Regions from separate parts of the Homo sapiens genome. Here region 2 is linked to region 1. A link is a loop called in an ENCODE intact Hi-C map of the cell type or tissue named here. Cell type or tissue: dorsolateral prefrontal cortex. All regions are shown on one strand. Links, peaks and the distances in the headings refer to the core of each region. The heading gives the core; the rest is flanking DNA.

Region 1 (8,594 bases), core at 498-8,497:
AATTTGCTTAGGAATATAGTGAGACCAAAGGCAGATGCAAAAGTTACTTAATATATGTCCTGGGGCCGTTACATCTGACTAAGAGGTTACCTGACCTACCATAATCAGGTGAAGAGGGTTGTATTCCAAATGTCATTGTACTGTCACTTAAGAAACTGCCTGGGAGATGAAAAATAGAAGGGGACAAAAATAATTGATATCACATCTGAGTAATAAGTCATCAGGATTCAAGGTAAAAAACATCCATTCTCCTCACATTGATTTGCAATGATGGTTGAATGCGGCATCCAGTTATTACTGGAAATGATTTTATTTACATTCTAGATCTTACTTGCCTCATTTCTAAACCTACAATTTTGAAACTCTGCTTCATTTTGTGCAAATCACAACTTCAGGTAGATCTGGGGTATGTCATCCTTGCCATTTTGTTCATATTAATAGACTAGTCCTCTTCACAAATGATGACATTTTTAAAAATCAGAACTACTTAGTGCAAATCCTGAGTAGCTGCTCCTCTGACCGTAACTCTTTAGAACTGGGCATCTTCTATGCAGACATTTTTGAATTTTCCAGCAGAGTCAGCATTAAACTCTCTACCACAGCACATACTTTACCATATATTTATACTAGCCAAACATAAATACATAAATAAAATCAACAGAACTTATTACAGAGGCTCAACTGCATTATACCATTCCAATAAAGTGCAATGTCAAACCTAATAAATTTGGCTTCCTCCTGAACACATTAGGTTGTAACTCCAAACCAAAATATGACTTCCAGCTGCAGCAAAATTCATAAGATAGAATGTGTCAGGATAGATGAAATACCTACTAATGCTGTCCTGAGCCTTATCTGTTAAATTTGTGGCTTTTGCCATGTATATGTGCTCCCAAGTCTAGTAAGCTTAAATGTGGTTCTTACTGATAAATCACTGGACTCAGTCAAAAAAGAGGGAGAGCCAGAGCCCTTAGAGAACAGGTATCATTAATAAGTGGCACTTGGTGTAATTGATGGGGGCACCATAAGTCTTTCTATAACTTTGTAAGACATGCAGTTGTCTTTTCCTTCTATTTCTGTACTTCCCCTCTTGATCTACTGCCTCTTTTCTCCTTTCTATCCCATTTTCCTTCCTTTCCTGCCCATTCCAGCGTGGCAGTGTTATTCAAACTGTAAGAGGCAATCTACAGTCACTCCTGAGTTCAGTTTAGTGGGCCACAGCCAAGCATTTAAAAAATCGACTACAATAGAATAATATTTCATTATATATTGTTATATTACTTATTACATTTATATAATTACACGTATGTATATATAGTATACATATGCACATTACACACACACACAAAAGCCAGTGACGCTGCTAATCCTTCTACATTGCATAGGGCAGCCCCCACAACAAATAATCATTTGACCAAATATATCAACAGTGTTGAGTTTGAGCCCTGATGTATACATATATGTAACTATTTGAAAACATCTGTAAAATGAAAGATGGAATTTTTTTGAAGTTATTTTAAATGTTTGACATTACATGGCTCCAACTAGAATCATAAATATTTTTTCTAATGCTAATTCTGTTATCCAACTTAAATTAAGATGTTGGTTTCTGACTAAAATCAACCATTTCACCAAGAATGGGAGTAAGGGTAAGTTACTTAAATTTTCTGAGTCTCACTTTCCTCTTTTGTAAAGTCTGGCTAATCATACTGGCCTGTTGAGGATTGTCATGAGAAACATAGAAAACAGATATAAAATATTTTGTATAACTTATTTATTTTAAGAAGTGAGTTAAAAATTTTTTTAGTTTAAGATTTATTTGCACATACATGTACCACCGTTCAATTTTCAAGAGTTCTGTATACATCCCATCCTTACTGACTCCACATAGCAGGTGCCAGTTTTACACATGGGGAACTGAAATTGGTGTAATGCTGTTTTTGTCCCATTGTGAGAAAGTAGCACGGGTGGAATTTGAACCCAGGTCATTGGGCTCCAAGGGCTTGGATATGTATTTGATTAAAAGAAAAACTGCCCTGGGTCTTGGCCCAGCACTATTTCAATCAGGCCAAAATGCCTGCCAAATAATCCAAATAATTGAATTGAATTGAAAAATATCCACCTTTTCAATAACATCAGGAACAAAAGTCTACAATATCCTGTAAACTATAATTACTAATATTAAGGGCATGTCCGCTTTGTTGCGTTTCTTTATTTAGGAATTTGTTCTGTGGCACTCTTCTTTGAAACCTTTGGTTGGAAAGAAACTATGTTCACTGAAAATGCAGCACATTTTGTCTTCTTTTATATGTTTTAAAGCTTTCTAGTTCTGGATAGGTGTGAAGAAGTTGAAAAAGCAACATTCTCAGGTAAATTACGTACTACACAGTAATAGGACATCCTTTACATCATCCTGGAAACATATGCGCTTTTTATCTCACTCATCGCAGGTGAAATTTCTGGTTTTCTTCTAACCTTAGAATGAAATTATAAAAACCCAGGCAAGATTTAGTTTTATTTCTCTGTTTTTCCACTAGTTTTCCAATCGGGATCTCTATGTTGTTTAGTAACACGAACTTCACAATAGAAAGTAGCTTACAGTAAACCAAACCCCCACCACATGCAATTTACCTATATAACAAACTTGCACACGTACACCTGAACCTAAAATAAAAGTTTTTCAAAAAGAAAACAGCACATGGATATAAAGATACATTTACAGTGCTAGTATAAAGAAGAATAATGTGATTTTTATTAATGAACAGAAGTACATTAATATGGTGTCTCTAGTATTCAATTCTATTTGGAAATTTTCCTCTAACACAGAAGCTTTTAGAAAATTCAGCATAAAGCAGCTTTCAAATAAATTGGCATATTTAAATTTTTCACAGACTTCAAACTCTCCTCCATTATAACTGTCTATGCAAAACCCTCTCAGAAAGTTTTATATTGCTCATCAATTTTCGTGTCTGTGCATTCAAAGCACAGCTATCCACCTACTTGAAAATTTTATGCTGACAAAAAGAAAAGTCTGCTCTTTTTAATTTTGTCTTACTATCAGTGTGGTCCCATGTGGAAAGGCAGGCTGCTAAATGCTTTTCGAAGGCTGGTGAACAGGTTAGACTTGCTTACAAGGCTAATTAAAATTGATGCATGCCATCTATTACATGTTACTACTGGATCTAAATAAAGTATCACTTTTCATCATTAATGCCATGTTCCTTCTCTACTCTGTATAGAAGTTTTTGCTTATTTTGTATGTTCCCTTTGGCTACAGACACATCACCCTTCTTAGTAAACTGTCTGAGTTTTTCAGCATGACTGTCTCATTATTTCTGTATTGGAATGGCCTCTTAGCTCTGTGTTTTGCAGTTGTTTATAACATCTACTAAAAGCGACATGAAAAGATGACACAGTCAGAAATACGGTAAAGACAGAAGTAACAGTATTAACTGACCTCATTTAGTTAATAATATGATGTGCTCAGTGCACTGCTTTTAGTCTGTAGCAAACAGCACATTGGATGTTTACACTAATACAGATATTGTAAAAAGAAGAGCAATGCTTCTGGATATATAACCGTACATACACTGCCCACGTGCTTATGTGAGAACTATGTTATTCCGAAGTTGCTTATCTGAATGGTAGGAAGATTTCAAAAAGGCTTTCTCAAGAATGAAATAAAAGGAACAGTAATGACCCTTACAACTCCGAAGATACGATTATAATTCTTCCGACTATTATTAAAGCAAACTCTGTACATCTTCATAATATAAGATTGCCAGTAGTTTTCTTTTTAAAAAGCCCAGCATAATCTCCTTAGAAAACCATTATGAAAGAAAGCCAAGAAGAGAGGACAGGAGAAGCACAAAAGATTCCCACGGGAAGGACAAGAAAAAGGTGGTTGTCAGTGCTGTGAGAACGAGTTGAAAGGCATGGGAAATATGGAAACAGACAAATTCCAATGCAGATCCACTAGCTGGAGAGGTAATTTTGCGTCTAATTTTGCACCTCTCTCCTCGCCTCCCCGTCTGCTCTCCACCATCACGCTTTTCGACAGTAAGAAGGATTTGGGGTTTTGCAGACTCTAGCGGGCATGAAAAGGATAGGGGGTGGCAACGACTTGAATTAATGACGTTCTCCTACAGGATGGAGGGGAAAATGACTTAGTGTCATCAAATGAACTCCCTACTCCTGGCATAAATTTATCAAACTGCAACTTTATCTCGAATACTCTGGAAGAGTAGAGGAGAGGCCCTAGAGAAAGCAAGTCTTGAGGGGAAACGCAATGCTCTTGGCAAAAACCGCACCTCCCTCTTGAACTACACTGACTCTTTTCACAGAGCGCCTTCCTTTAATAGAATCACAACCACCTGGACTACTAATAAGAGGAAGAAGAAAGGAGAAAAGGGAAGGGAGGATGGCAAAAATCACGCTCTAGAAGATCCAGGCAACGTCGTCGTGAAGAATAAAGGGAATCAAAATGGGCACTGGAACGCTGCTAAGGGCTTGCTTTGTTAACACACTTGCACAACTCAAGTTCAGCTCTATCTTATGTTGAAAGTCCTTGTTTACGATCCTCGTAGGAGGTTCTTAAATATCTGCCTGCGAACTCCCAAAGACTGGGCGCTTACTAGTTAGGGGAGGCAGCTGTCCCGGAGGGTGTCCAGCTCGGATGGCTGACTGCTCTTTCACTTGTCGTTAACTTCCACCCAGTAGTCTTAGTCTCCCCTTGGACATGGTACCGACCGTGTGCCATTCTTATTTCACTTGACCGAGCCCGAGCTGCAGCCCAGGGTGGAAGCCGCAAGGGCTGGGCAGAGTTCCAGGCAAGAGGGACCGAGAGGCGTGAGCAGTGCTCCGCAGCGCTTGTCAGAGAAATGGAGCAGCGGCTCCTTTGTGGGCTCTTACATCCCCGTCCTGGGTGCACAGCCCGGATATTTGATCTGTGGGGTGATTGATAAGTGAGGGAGAGGGGGGACGCGATCCCTCCCTCCCTCCTCCCTCCCTCCTCCCTCCTCACTCCCTCCTCCCTCCTCCCTCCCTCCTCCCTCCTCCCTCCCTTCTTCCCCTCTCCTCCCTCCCGCTTTACTTCCCTCCTCCCTCTCGCCTCCCTCCCTCCTTCCTGCAAGAAGCGTTGCCCGTTGGCTAGCTGCTCGGTGGGGATCTGCCTGCCCTGGGGGCGCCGCCCGCGCTCCCCGCGGTGCTCTCGCTCCTGGGCTGCGCCAGTCCGAGGCGGTGCCGGCTCCTTTGCCTCCCCGAGTCGCAGATGCTGCGGGCGCCTCCGGGAAAAGATCTGGGCGGCGCGCTCGCTCGGTAAGTTCTGAGCACTCAGGGACGCGGTGGCGACGCGGCCAGTGAGCCGGCTTTCCTCAGTCCGTTGCCTTTCCCGGCCACCTCTCCTTGCGAGGGGCACCAGCGTGGGGAGGCTGGGCGCCATCCGCGGAGGGCAGCTCGCTGGCGGCCGCCCTCTACCCTCAATCCCCACTGGAGATTCCTCACCCCGGGACCGTCCGCGCGGGCGTGGTCGGGCTCCGCGCCTCGCGCAGCGGGGTGGCACAGGCGGCCAGGGAGGGCCCACGCACCCGGCGCGAGCTAGAAGCCTCCGGTCGGCCTGCAGTGCCCAAGTCCCATGGCGAGGGCAGCCCGAGTGGCCGTCGCGGCTGTAGGTCCGCATGCCGGGCACCGCACCAGGCGTCTAGCAGGTAGGGGCAGGGAAGGTAGGGCTGCGCTGGCGGCCGGTGCCCAGTTACCGGCGATCGGGGACGCTCGGAGACACCTGGTCTCCCGGAAGCGCCCTTCGGAAATGGGATTCGACCCGGCTTGCGGGCGGCGGGTGTTTAGAAGAAGAGGCTGCGGGCAAGCAGTGCCCCCTCTCTGGTTCCCCGGACTCCTCTTAGCCCCCTCGTGGCCTGATGGGCGGCCGGGACGGAGGTGGGCTGTAAGCCCGCCGGCACCCACCGTGTCCTGTGGAAGGCTTGGAGACCTGAGCCAGGCTCTACTCGGTTAGATGCGAGTGAGACAGGCGACGGAGTTCGTCTTTAAGCCTCCCTTGCCTCAGCAAGGAGAGGGAGCGTTTTCCTTATTTTAATGACCGCCTTTCCCTCCCTTGGGGTCCCAGTTCACCCTGAACCTTTCCACAGCCTTAAAAGCCCGCTCTCCCTAGCGGAGTGCTGCGGCAGTTCTTCAGAAGACACGGGGCCAAATGAAACTTACTTAAAGTGGTTATCGCGTTTCAGGCTGATTTGTTCCTAGTAACTACGTTTTGGAAAGCAGCTGTGGACTCTCAAGGACAGGCAGGAACGAAGACCTCCTTAGGGTCCGAGTGTCGCTTCCCACAGTTAGATTACCCATGAATTTCCTTGATTCTGTAGGTCTCAAGAATCTCATGAGCCCCCAACCACCTCCACCTTTCTCTCTGAATCTCTCTCCTGTCTCTGAAATTCTTCGCAAAAATAATCTGTCCTCAAGGAATATTGAAAGCGTCATCAATGTCTTGAAGGAAATTACTGTATCTGAGAACCGAAACTAGTATTTGATGTTTCACTTTCAAATACATTTTTTTTTAATAAAAAGGATACCTTTAAGTAAAACACTACCACTGCTATTTACGTTTAAGTAGATTTTTAATTCATATTAAGCAGTAGTGTGCTTTTTGGAAAGATGATGGACTGGGACTCATAATCCCTGGGTTTTGTTTCTATTTGTAGTTTCTTGAGTAAGTCAGCACTTTCCCTGGTTAAGAAATGACCTCATCTGTAAAATGAACCTGACTTCTAAGGTCTTGTTCGGCTCTCACGTCTTTACTTCAGTTAAATATTGACATAATACATGTTTGTTGAATGAATGACTGAATGAATAAATCTTATTGCTCTAGGAACTATGTGCTTTTAACCTTTGGAAATACATAGAAACAAATGCCTCCTTTGCTAGGAAAGGGAGCTTAATTGTGCTCCCACTGCATCAGACTGCTTCCATCTAATGATGCAATTGCAATACAGGGTGGGAGGCCATCCACAGGGCTGTCCCTCTGCCTCAGAGCTCATCTCAAGTTTGCCCTTCTCTATGGAGAAGGAAAATTTGAGTCTCCAGAAGGAAAGTATTTTGCTAAACGCCAAGCAAGAATTAGAGGGTAAGGGGGCTTCTGATGCCTGGTCCAAGGCTCTTAGAAGAAGAAGAAGGAGAAAGGGAGAAAGCTCAAGAAAATAATGCACAGATCACCAGCTACAGGTGGCCCTAGTGCCTAAGTTTATAAACTACCCCCGCCCTTCCCGGAGAGAAAGGAGCTTGTATAAAGGGAACAATCCTAGAACCTAGGCTTAACAAGGAAGGAGAAGGGGAGAAGCAAGGGTCATTCTGTTCTCAAGTGGTTTGTTGTATCTGTGTGTTTATCTATTCCACATTTGGCCAGGCAGTGGGACTCCGGGAAAGCAAGCTGAAGTGTTTTGTGGGACAGGCACATCATTTGGTCAACTCCTTTTCCCTGGTTGATTCCCTCCTTTTCCTGACCCATCTCCCCCTTCCTACCAGAGGCAACCAAGGCCTTTCCAGGCAACAGCAGACATTATTTACCCCTTGCGAATTGATTCCACAATGGAAGACTCTTGGGTCCAAGGAGCTGTAAGATAATTAAGGAGAAAACAGATAATGAAGGCAAAAATCCAACACCTGGCCATTAGCAATGCTCTGGAAAGGCTATTTAAACCCGCATTGGATATCAGAGCTGGGAGGGCCCATACAGTCTACCTACCTGCCTTTTGCAGATGGACACAGGAAGATCCAGAAGCTAGTGGCACATCTAGCAACAGAGCCAGATCAGAACCCAGGTAAGCTCGGTCTCAGGCCAGGATTCCTTTTCCATCTCCTCTCTTTCTCAGGAGCCAGTCTTCCTGCACCAGCTTCCTCTTTTCTCCTAGCTCCCCTGCCCCTGCAGCCTGGAGGGCTCAACCACCCTTCCTTTGGCTCCCACTCCCAGCTGAGGCTCAGCCTGGCAGTGCTTTTCTGACACCCACTTCTTTTCTCCTTCCTCCAGGCAAGAAGTGCACGTTTAAACCTCATTATCTGGCTAAGTATAAACCTCAGGGAGAAAAGGGGTTTGTTTTTGTTTTTCTCAGTCTATAAGCTAACATTGAGCTGACTTTCAGAGTCCAGGCAAATATGTTTGGTGGGTCACCACCCAGAAAGGAATTCTCTTAGCACTGAATCAGGGCTCTGTATGTAAAGTATAAATCCCCTAAGAGAACTCCTCACCCTCCTACACAGACACATTGGTGCATGCACACACACCCCACTCTCTGCACAGAGAGCATCTGAGCTAGGAGCTGGCAAGTGGGGCACCAGTCCTGTAGCAAAGAGGCACACCACACACACACACACACACACACACACACACTCTCTCTCTCTCTCTCTCTCACTCACACACACACACACACACACACACACACGCTTCTCCCTTGCTTGGGAATCTGGGAGAAGAACCCCCCACCCCCACCCCTGCCCTCCATAGGCATTGTGTAGGTGAGAGAAAGAGGGAGGAGTGAGAGAGAACACACAGAGGGGCCCAAGGAGGTGCCAGGCCATTAGCAGGGCCCCTC
Region 2 (8,594 bases), core at 435-8,434, 410 kb before region 1:
CTAAAACATACTCTTGTACAACCAACCAGTCAAGGGGGAAATCAAAAGGGAAATTGGAAAATATCTTGAGATAAATTAAAATAGATTTACAATACGTCAAGTCATATGGGATGCAGCAAAAGCAGTATTAAGAAGGGATTTTACAGCAATGAAGGCCTGCATTACAAAGGAAGAGTTTCAGTTGAACATCTTAACTTTACACCTCAAGAAACTAGAAAAAGAAGAACATATTAAGCCTAAAGTTGTCAGAGGAAAAACAAGTAATGACTAAAGGAGAAATAAATGAAATGAGAATAGAAAAACAACAGAAAAAATTAAAATAACAGTTGATATTTTTAAAAGACCAGGAAAGTTGAAAAAAAGAAAATTGACAAACCTTAAGCTAGATTAACTAAAACAGGGAAGATACAAATAAATAAAATAAAAAATTAGATACAAGACATTACAAATGATACCACTGAAATAAAAATGATGAGAAGATACTGCTATCAATCATTATATGCCAAAAATTGGATAACTGAGGAGAAATGGATAACTTCCTAGAAACAGACAACCCACCAAGACCGAGTCATGAAGAAATATTATATCTGAGCCATCAAAAATGAGTAATGAGCTGATGTATTAATAACATTTTTATTATTATTTTCTACTATAAAACCCAGGACAAGATGGCTTCACTGGTAAATTCCACCAAATACTTGAAGAATAATTAACACTAATTCTTCTCAAACTCTTCTAAAAAATGAAAGGAGATAGTTTTCACACTCATTTTTTGAGGTCAGCATTACCATGATACCAAAGCAACACAATGATACTACAAAAATAAAAATTACAGCCCAAGACCCCTGATGAACATAGATGCCAAATATTCAACAAAATACTAGCAAACTGAAATTAAAAGCACATTAAAAGGACCATATATCATGATCAAGTGGAATTTCTCCCTGGGATGCAAGACTTCTCAAAACACACAAATCAAAAAATGTGATATACCATATTAACAAAATGAAGGATGAAAATCATATGATCATATCAATAGATGCAGAAAAAGCATTTGACAAAATTCAACAGCATTTCATAATAAAAATCCTCAGGAAACTAGGTTTAAATAGAATTTAACTCAACATAATGGAAGGAATATATGACAAGCTCATAGATACATCATTTTCAGTGGTGAAAAGCTGAAAGCTTTTCCTCTAAGGTCAGGCACTAAAGCAGGATGTCCACACTTGCCACTTTTATTTAATATAGTATTGGGAGTCCTGGCCAAAATAATTAAGGAAGAAAAAAAAATAAAAGGCATCCAAATTGGAAAGATGTAAGATTATTTTTGTTCGTAGATGACATGACATTTCTATACGTAGAAAAGCTCTAAAGATGCCAAATAAACTGTTAAAGAATTCAGTAACTTTGCAGGATACAAAATCAACCTACAGAAATCAGTTGCTTTTCTATACATTAACAATAAACTATTCAATAAAGAAAGTAAGAAAATAATCTCACACACAATAGCATCCAAAATAACAAAATACTTAGCAATAAACTTAACCAAGGAGGTAAAAGACTCATACACTGAAAACTATAAAACATTGATTAAAGTAATTAAAGAAGACATAAATAAATGAAAGATATCCCGGGTTCCTGGATTGGAAGCCTTAATATTTTTTAAACCACTATGCTACTGGCATAAAAACATATATATACACCAATAGAATATAATAAAGATCCTAGAAATAAATCCACACCTATATAGTCAACAGATCTTTGACAAGGATGCCAAGGATACACAATGAAGAAAGGATTGGTTCTTCAACAAACTGTGCTGGGAAAATTAGATAGCCATATGCCAAAAAAGTTACTGGAGTGTAATATTATATCATACACAAAAGTAAACTCAAAAGGGATTAAAAACTTAAGCATAGGACCAGAGATTATTAAACTCCTAGAAGAAAACAAAGGGGAAAAACTTAGTGCCATTGGTCTTACATGATATCAAAAGCAGAGGTAATAAACATATATATAGACAAGTGGGAATACATCAAACTAAAAAGTTTCTGCACAGCAAAGGAAACAATCATTAGTGATGTGAACAATGTATGCTACAGAATGAAAGAAAATATTTGCAAATTATAGTTGATAAGTGGTGAATATCCCAAATATATAAGGAACTCCTACAACTCAATAGCAAAAAAAAGAAAAAACAATTAAAAATGAGTGAAGTATTTGAATAGACAATTTTCTGAAAAAGACATACAAATAGACAACAAGTATATTAAAAGATGCTTGGCTGGGTGCAGTGGCTCACGCCTGTAATTCCAGCACTTTGGGAGGATGAGGCTGTTGGATCATCTGAGGTCAGGAGTTCAAGAACAACCTGGCCAACATGGTGAAAACCCATCTCTACTAAAAATACAAAATTAGCCGAGTGTGGTGGCGAATGCCTGTGATCCCAGCTGCTTGGGAGGCTGAGGCAGGAGAATCGCTTGAACCTGGGAGGCAAAGCTTGCAGTGAGCCAAGATCATGACATTGCACTCCAGCCTGGGCAACAAGAGCAGGAACCCTGTCTCAAAAAAAAAAAAAAAAAAAATGCTTAATGCCTGTAATCATCAGAGAAATGCAAGTCAAAACCACAATGAAATATCACTTCACAACTGTTAGAATGACTAGTATGAAAAAACAAAAGATAAGCTTTGGAGAGGATATAGAGATATTGGAATACTTGTACTCTGTTGGTGGGATTGTAAAATGGTACAGCCACTATAGAAAGCAATATGAAGGTTGATTTCTAAAAGTTTAAAATATAACTATAATACTACTTGTGGATATCTACTCAAAAGATTTGAAATCAGTATGTCAATGAGGTTTCTACACTCCCGTGCTCATTGAAGCATTATTCCTAATAAAGAAGATATGGAAGTAACCTAAATGTTCATCAATGAGTGAATGGATCAACAAAATGTGTTATTACACTATTGAACATTATTTACTTTCTATGGAGAACAAAATACTCCCATATTGACTGAATACGGATGAACCTTGAAGACATTACGCTATGTGCAATAAGCCAGTCTCAGAAGGACAAGTATTGCATGATTTCACTTAAATGAGGTATCTAAAATAGTCAAACTCATAGAAACAGAGTAAAATTGTTGCTGCCAGCACCTGACTGTTCAATGTGTCTGTTTCAGTAAGTTTCAGAGATCTGTTCAGAAAACCCTGTGCCTATAGTTTAACAATACTGTATTGTACACTTAAAAATTTGGTAAAAGGGTAGATCTCATGTTACGTGTTCTTACCACAGTGAAAAAAATAAAATAAAAATATTTTCCGTAGGTTCTATCACATGCAATGGATGAGAAAAATACAATAAATTGCTATATATTTAAATAGAAGTGAAAATTGTTATAATTTATCATTATATATTGCCAACCTAAAATAACAGAAAACCAACTGGAAGGTTTTCACAATCTACTAAAAGATTTTGGTGTAATGACTATATGCAAGGAAAACTTTGAATAATTAATAACTATAGCTGACTAAAGCCATTCTGTCCAATATGGTATCAGCTAGCCACATGTAACTATTAATCACTCAGTATGTGGCTACTCACAGTTAAGATGTGTTCTGACATAAATACTGGATTTTTAAGTTTTAGTAGGAAAAATAATGTAAAATCCCTTATTAATGGTATTTATAAACTACATGTTGAAAATGTCAATATTTTGATATATTGTGTGAAATAAAATTTGTTATGAACAATCTAGAAAAAAGAAGATCAAATATTTAATATAATTATGTGTCCTTAGAATGAGTATGAAGGGGGTCCTTGATGTTTACTGTATACAGGTGATTTTGCCAAGTTCTTCCTCAGGGCTTCCTGGATACCTTGGTAATTCTGGTCTGTAGTTTGGGTGACAACCACTAGAGGGCAATCATATCCTCTAAAGCACAGTTTTCTTTTAAATACAACTGTTTCTGTATGGAGACACAGATATAAAATTAATCTGCAGAAATAATTGAGTAGACCCACATTTTTTAGTTCAATAACATAAAATGAGGGTTCTTAGGCACCTCGAAGATATTCTATGTTCCATACACATGCTAGATGCCTGGTCTTTTATTTATTAATCTTCCTACCTCAGAACAAATGACAAATCCAGAATACCTTTTGTTACTGGCCAGAGATTGCAAAAGTAAACTTGATGTTGTAATATTTGTTAAAATTCAGTTGCAGTATAAAGATTAATCTCTTCAGGTATATATTCCTGTTATTGCTGAGGGCTTAATTTGTGTTTGGCTTCTTAAGTATTACCGAAAGAGCATCTTGGGCTATTCTAGTCTCAGTAGTCATAGATCCTATTTTCCCTTTGGAGTTTATACCACCAAGGGACTCATGTCTCCTTCTTAAATTCAAACTGGGTTTTTCATGCCGGTCAAGTTGGAGTAAAGCCAACTACAGCTTTTCTCTCCCTCTGATTACTAATAAGAAATACGGATTACATATAAAAAGCAACTATCTGAGGACTTTGAAAATTAAAGAATAATAGGGTGTTTGAAGAGAGAAGTTAAAATGTGAAGGACAAGTACTGTGATGCTTTTCTTGTTTGTTTGTTTGTTTGTGTGTGTGTTGCTTTTCTCCTTGATCCCCTAGCTTTGATCCAAGTTGCAGAAATCCACAGACAGAAAACTCCTATAGACAGCTCCTCTTTGTGGCTCAAGGACCAAGGAAAAGGCCCCCTTGACAACTGAGAAGTAGAGAAGAATCTCCCTCCCTCCTTTCCTCCCTTTCTTTCTTTTTTTTCCTTCGACATTATTAAGATGTAGAAAAGATTTTCTTCCAAAGGTGCAGCATGAGGGAATTTGGGGAGGGTGGGTGATGAAATTGTGGTTGTAGTTAGGGGCTCTATGCATTGATCAAAACTCAGAAACCAAAAAGTGAAGTTTACTGTATGTAACTTAGAAACTCAATTACTAAAATATCAAACTGTCCCTAGATGGCATGTTGTTTTGAATGGAACATAAGATTTTGAATTGGGAAGTCATAGGTTCAAGTCTAGTTCTGCTACTTACTAGTTTTTGAATTTTGCATAAATCACTTAACCTCCTTGATCCTCAGTTTCCAATCCTGTACCTGATTACATAAGAATACATATACAAAGAATATATTCCTCTCTCTCTCTCTTTCTCTCTCCATCACAAAGAGAGAAGGAATTCTGCTGCATAGAAGATTAGAAAATCAATCTTTTTCTCTAACCATAACTTTCTCCAATCAGACTTGGCCAACCCTACTAGCTTCTACATCTACCTATTACACAATAGTGACAGAAAATATAGGGGTCCTCAGATCTTCCTCAACCTGCTATGAATATGGCTATTAAATTAAGAACTTAATAGATCTCTTGCTCCTTTTTGATCTCAAAGTGTCTTTTGGAGCTAAATTTGCAAAGAAAAGGCCCTCATTAAAAAAACTAAGTAAATTTAAGGCCAGGCACAGTGGCTCACGCCTGTAGTCCCAACACTTTGGGAGGCCAAGGCGGGCAGATCACTTGAGGCGAAGAGTTTGAGACCAGCCTGGTCAACATGGAGAAATCCTGTCTCTACTAAAAGTACAATAATTAGCCAGACATCGTGGTGTGTGCCTGTAGCCCCAACTACTCAGGAGGCTGAGGCAGGAGAATTGCATGAACTTGGGAGGCAGAGGTCACAGTGAGCCGAGATTGTGCCACTGCACTCCAGCCTGGGTAATAGAGTGAGACCTTATCTTAAAAAAAAAAGAGGAGGCCGGGCACGGTGGCTCATGCCTGTAATCCCAGCACTTTGGGAGGCTGAGGCGGGTGGATCACAAGGTCAGGAGATCAAGCACATCCTGGCTAACACGGTGAAACCCCATCTCTACTAAAAAATACAAAAAATCAACCAGGCGTGGTGGCGGGCGCCTGTAGTCCCAGCTACTCAGGAGGCTGAGGCAGTAGGATGGTGTGAACCCAGAAGGCGGAGCTTGCAGTGAGCCGAGATCGCACCACTGCACTCCAGCCTGGGCGACAGAGCAAGACTCCATCTCAGAAAAAAGGAAAAAAAATCTAAGTAAATTTAATATTAATATGTGGCTTACACATGTAAGTTTGTGTGAGTAATGAAAGGCTATATAATGCTACACTGACTATATAAAACAACAGATTTATTGTATGCCCTGATAATTGATGATATAATATCATATCATATACTACAAATAACTAACATATTAGAATAAACCAAACATTTAAATGGCAGCTTCTCCACACACATAGGTGGTTGGAGTTAGAAAGGACTTCAATTACTACTGGGTCAGTGCTCAAATAATCCTAAAGAGGTTTTAGTTATGTTTATTTTTTCAGTTTAATTTGACTTGCTTTTAAATGAGAAGTTTAACCTTTCACGAACAAAAGCATGAAAAACTTTGAGGGGGAGGGAAATTACAGTGTTTTAACAGACAGGTTCTTGCTGTATCAATGTAATTAATTGAGAAATACTTAGATCTTTGGTACACTGATTATTCAAAGATGTTTGACAGCTCTGTGCTGAAGAAAAATAAATTATATAAAGATTGTAAAAGTTCAAAGGCATATCGAAACTGCTTTTGATTCAGACACAGACAACCTTTGGTCATTGCCTTTTTCTAAACTATTCTCTAGACTTGAACACGAATAAGAATAGTTTGTGTAATTTCATCTCTTCTTTGAATTCAGAATACCACTTTGTTGTGCATAATTTTATACCAATAATTTCCGTTGCAAAACAAAAAAACATACTGTATTATTTTGATCCAAGAAAATATCCATTAGCTTTCTCCTATTCAGTAATTATGGAATGATGCATTTTCTATGAAATAACATATTGTCTGAGGAAGGTACTCACGGGCAAAGAGAGACTCCAGAGGGGAATCACAGCCCAATATGCATATTCTAACCCTTTCTGGAATGCTGAATTTAAGCTGTCACTGTAAAACAATGATATCACTTTTTTTCTTCATTCTGCCCAGGAAAATATTCTGTGGTTGGCACTTGATTTAATTTCATAATTCTAAAACTATCTTATAAAAGTTGAAGAGCTAATTGAAGGGAATTCCTTCAGAGTTGACTATATGAATTAATATCATTTGGCTGTGTCCCCACCCAAATCTCACCTTGAATTGTAATAATCCCCACATGTCAATGGTGGGGCCAGGTGGAGATAATTCAGTCTTGAGGGCGGTTTCCCCCATACTGTTCTCATGGTAGTGAATAAGTCATATGAGATCTGACAGTTGTATAAATGGGAATTTCCTTGCACAAGCTCTCTTGTTTGCTGCCATGTTAGATACGACTTTGCTCCTCATTTGCCTTCCTCCATGACTATAAGGCCTCTCCACCCATGTGGAACTGTGAGTCCATTAAACCTCTTTCCTTAATAAATTACCCAGTCTCAGGTATGATTTTATTAGCCGTGTGAGAACAGACTAATACAGTAAATGGGTACTGGTAGAGTGGGGTACTGCTGTAAAGATACCCAAATATGCGGAAGCGACTTTGGAACTGGGTAACAGGCAGTTACCCAGGTTGAAACAGGTTGAAACAGTTTGGAGCGCTCAGGAGAAGATAGGACAATGTGTGAAAGTTTGGAATTTCCTAGAGACTTCGAGGGCTATGAAGACAGGAAGATGTGGGAACATTTGGAACTTCCTAGGGATTTGCTGAATATGGATTAGACCAAAAAGCTGATATGGATAATAAGGTCCAGGCTGACATGGTCTCACATGGAGATGAGAAACCAGTTGGAAACTGGAGCAAAGGTGAATCTTGTTGTGCTTTAGCAAAGAGACTGATGGCTTTTTGCCCCTGACCTAGAGATATGTAGAACTTTGAACTTGAGGAGATTTGGGGTATCTGGTAGAAGAAATTTCTAACTGCCAAAGTGTTCAAGAGGAAGGAGAGCATAGAAGTTTGAAAAATTATGTGATATAAAAGAAAAACCCATTTTCTGGGGATAAATTCAAGCTGGCTACAGAGATTTGCATAAGTAACGAGGACCCAAATGTTACTCACCAAGAAAATGGGAAAAATGTCTCCAGGGCATGTCTCAGACCTTCATGGCAGTCCCTCCCATCACAGCCCCAGAGGCCTAGGAGAGATAAATGGTTTTGTGGGCCAGGTCCAGGGCCACCCTGCTGTCTGCAGCCTCTGGCCTTGGTGCCCTGCATTCAAGCTGCTCCAGCTATGGCTAAAAGGGGCCAAGGTACAGCTCAGGCTATTGCATCAGAGGGTGCAAGCCCCAAGCCTTGGCAGCTTCCACGTTGTGTTGAGCCTGTGGGTGCACAGAAGTCAAGAATTGAGGTGTGGGAACCTCTGCCTAGATTTCAAAGAATGTAAGGAAACACCTGGATGTCCAGACAGAAGTTTGCTGCAGGGACAATGCCCTCATGGAGAACCTCTGCTAGGGCAGTGTGGAAGGGAAATGTGGGGTTGAAGCCTCCACACACAGTCCCCACTGGGGCACTACCTAGTGGAGCTGTGAGAAGATGGCCATCATCCTCCACACACCCCAGAATGGTAGATCCACTGACAGCTTGCGCCATGCA

What was found. A loop is a pair of places that touch in the nucleus more often than their neighbours do. Peaks named below come from ENCODE experiments on the same cell type or tissue, not always from the same donor. Only the 100,000 strongest peaks of a DNase experiment are listed, where the experiment ranks them.
Region 2: a loop joins it to region 1, with 4 times the contacts of the local background. A loop is called at or near these places in 4 of 110 quality-filtered maps.

Annotation. Positions count from the first base shown.
Region 1 is chrX:145,812,711-145,821,304 of GRCh38, forward strand. SLITRK2 (SLIT and NTRK like family member 2) reads left to right here and starts at 5,119. Exons shown (of 5, transcript NM_032539.5): 1 at 5,119-5,316; 2 at 7,764-7,826. In dorsolateral prefrontal cortex, for the core only: no CTCF peak of the experiment used is centred there; DNase peaks (open chromatin) are centred at 4,811, 5,201, 5,821 and 8,318; H3K4me3 peaks cover 4,975 bases; H3K27ac peaks cover 5,300 bases; H3K27me3 peaks cover 4,930 bases.
Region 2 is chrX:145,401,289-145,409,882 of GRCh38, forward strand. No RefSeq gene overlaps it. Among named protein-coding and RNA genes, the nearest start is that of SPANXN1, 160 kb to the left of the region's middle. In dorsolateral prefrontal cortex, for the core only: CTCF peaks have their summits at 3,920 (motif pointing right) and 4,132; no DNase peak of the experiment used is centred there; H3K27me3 peaks cover 2,477 bases.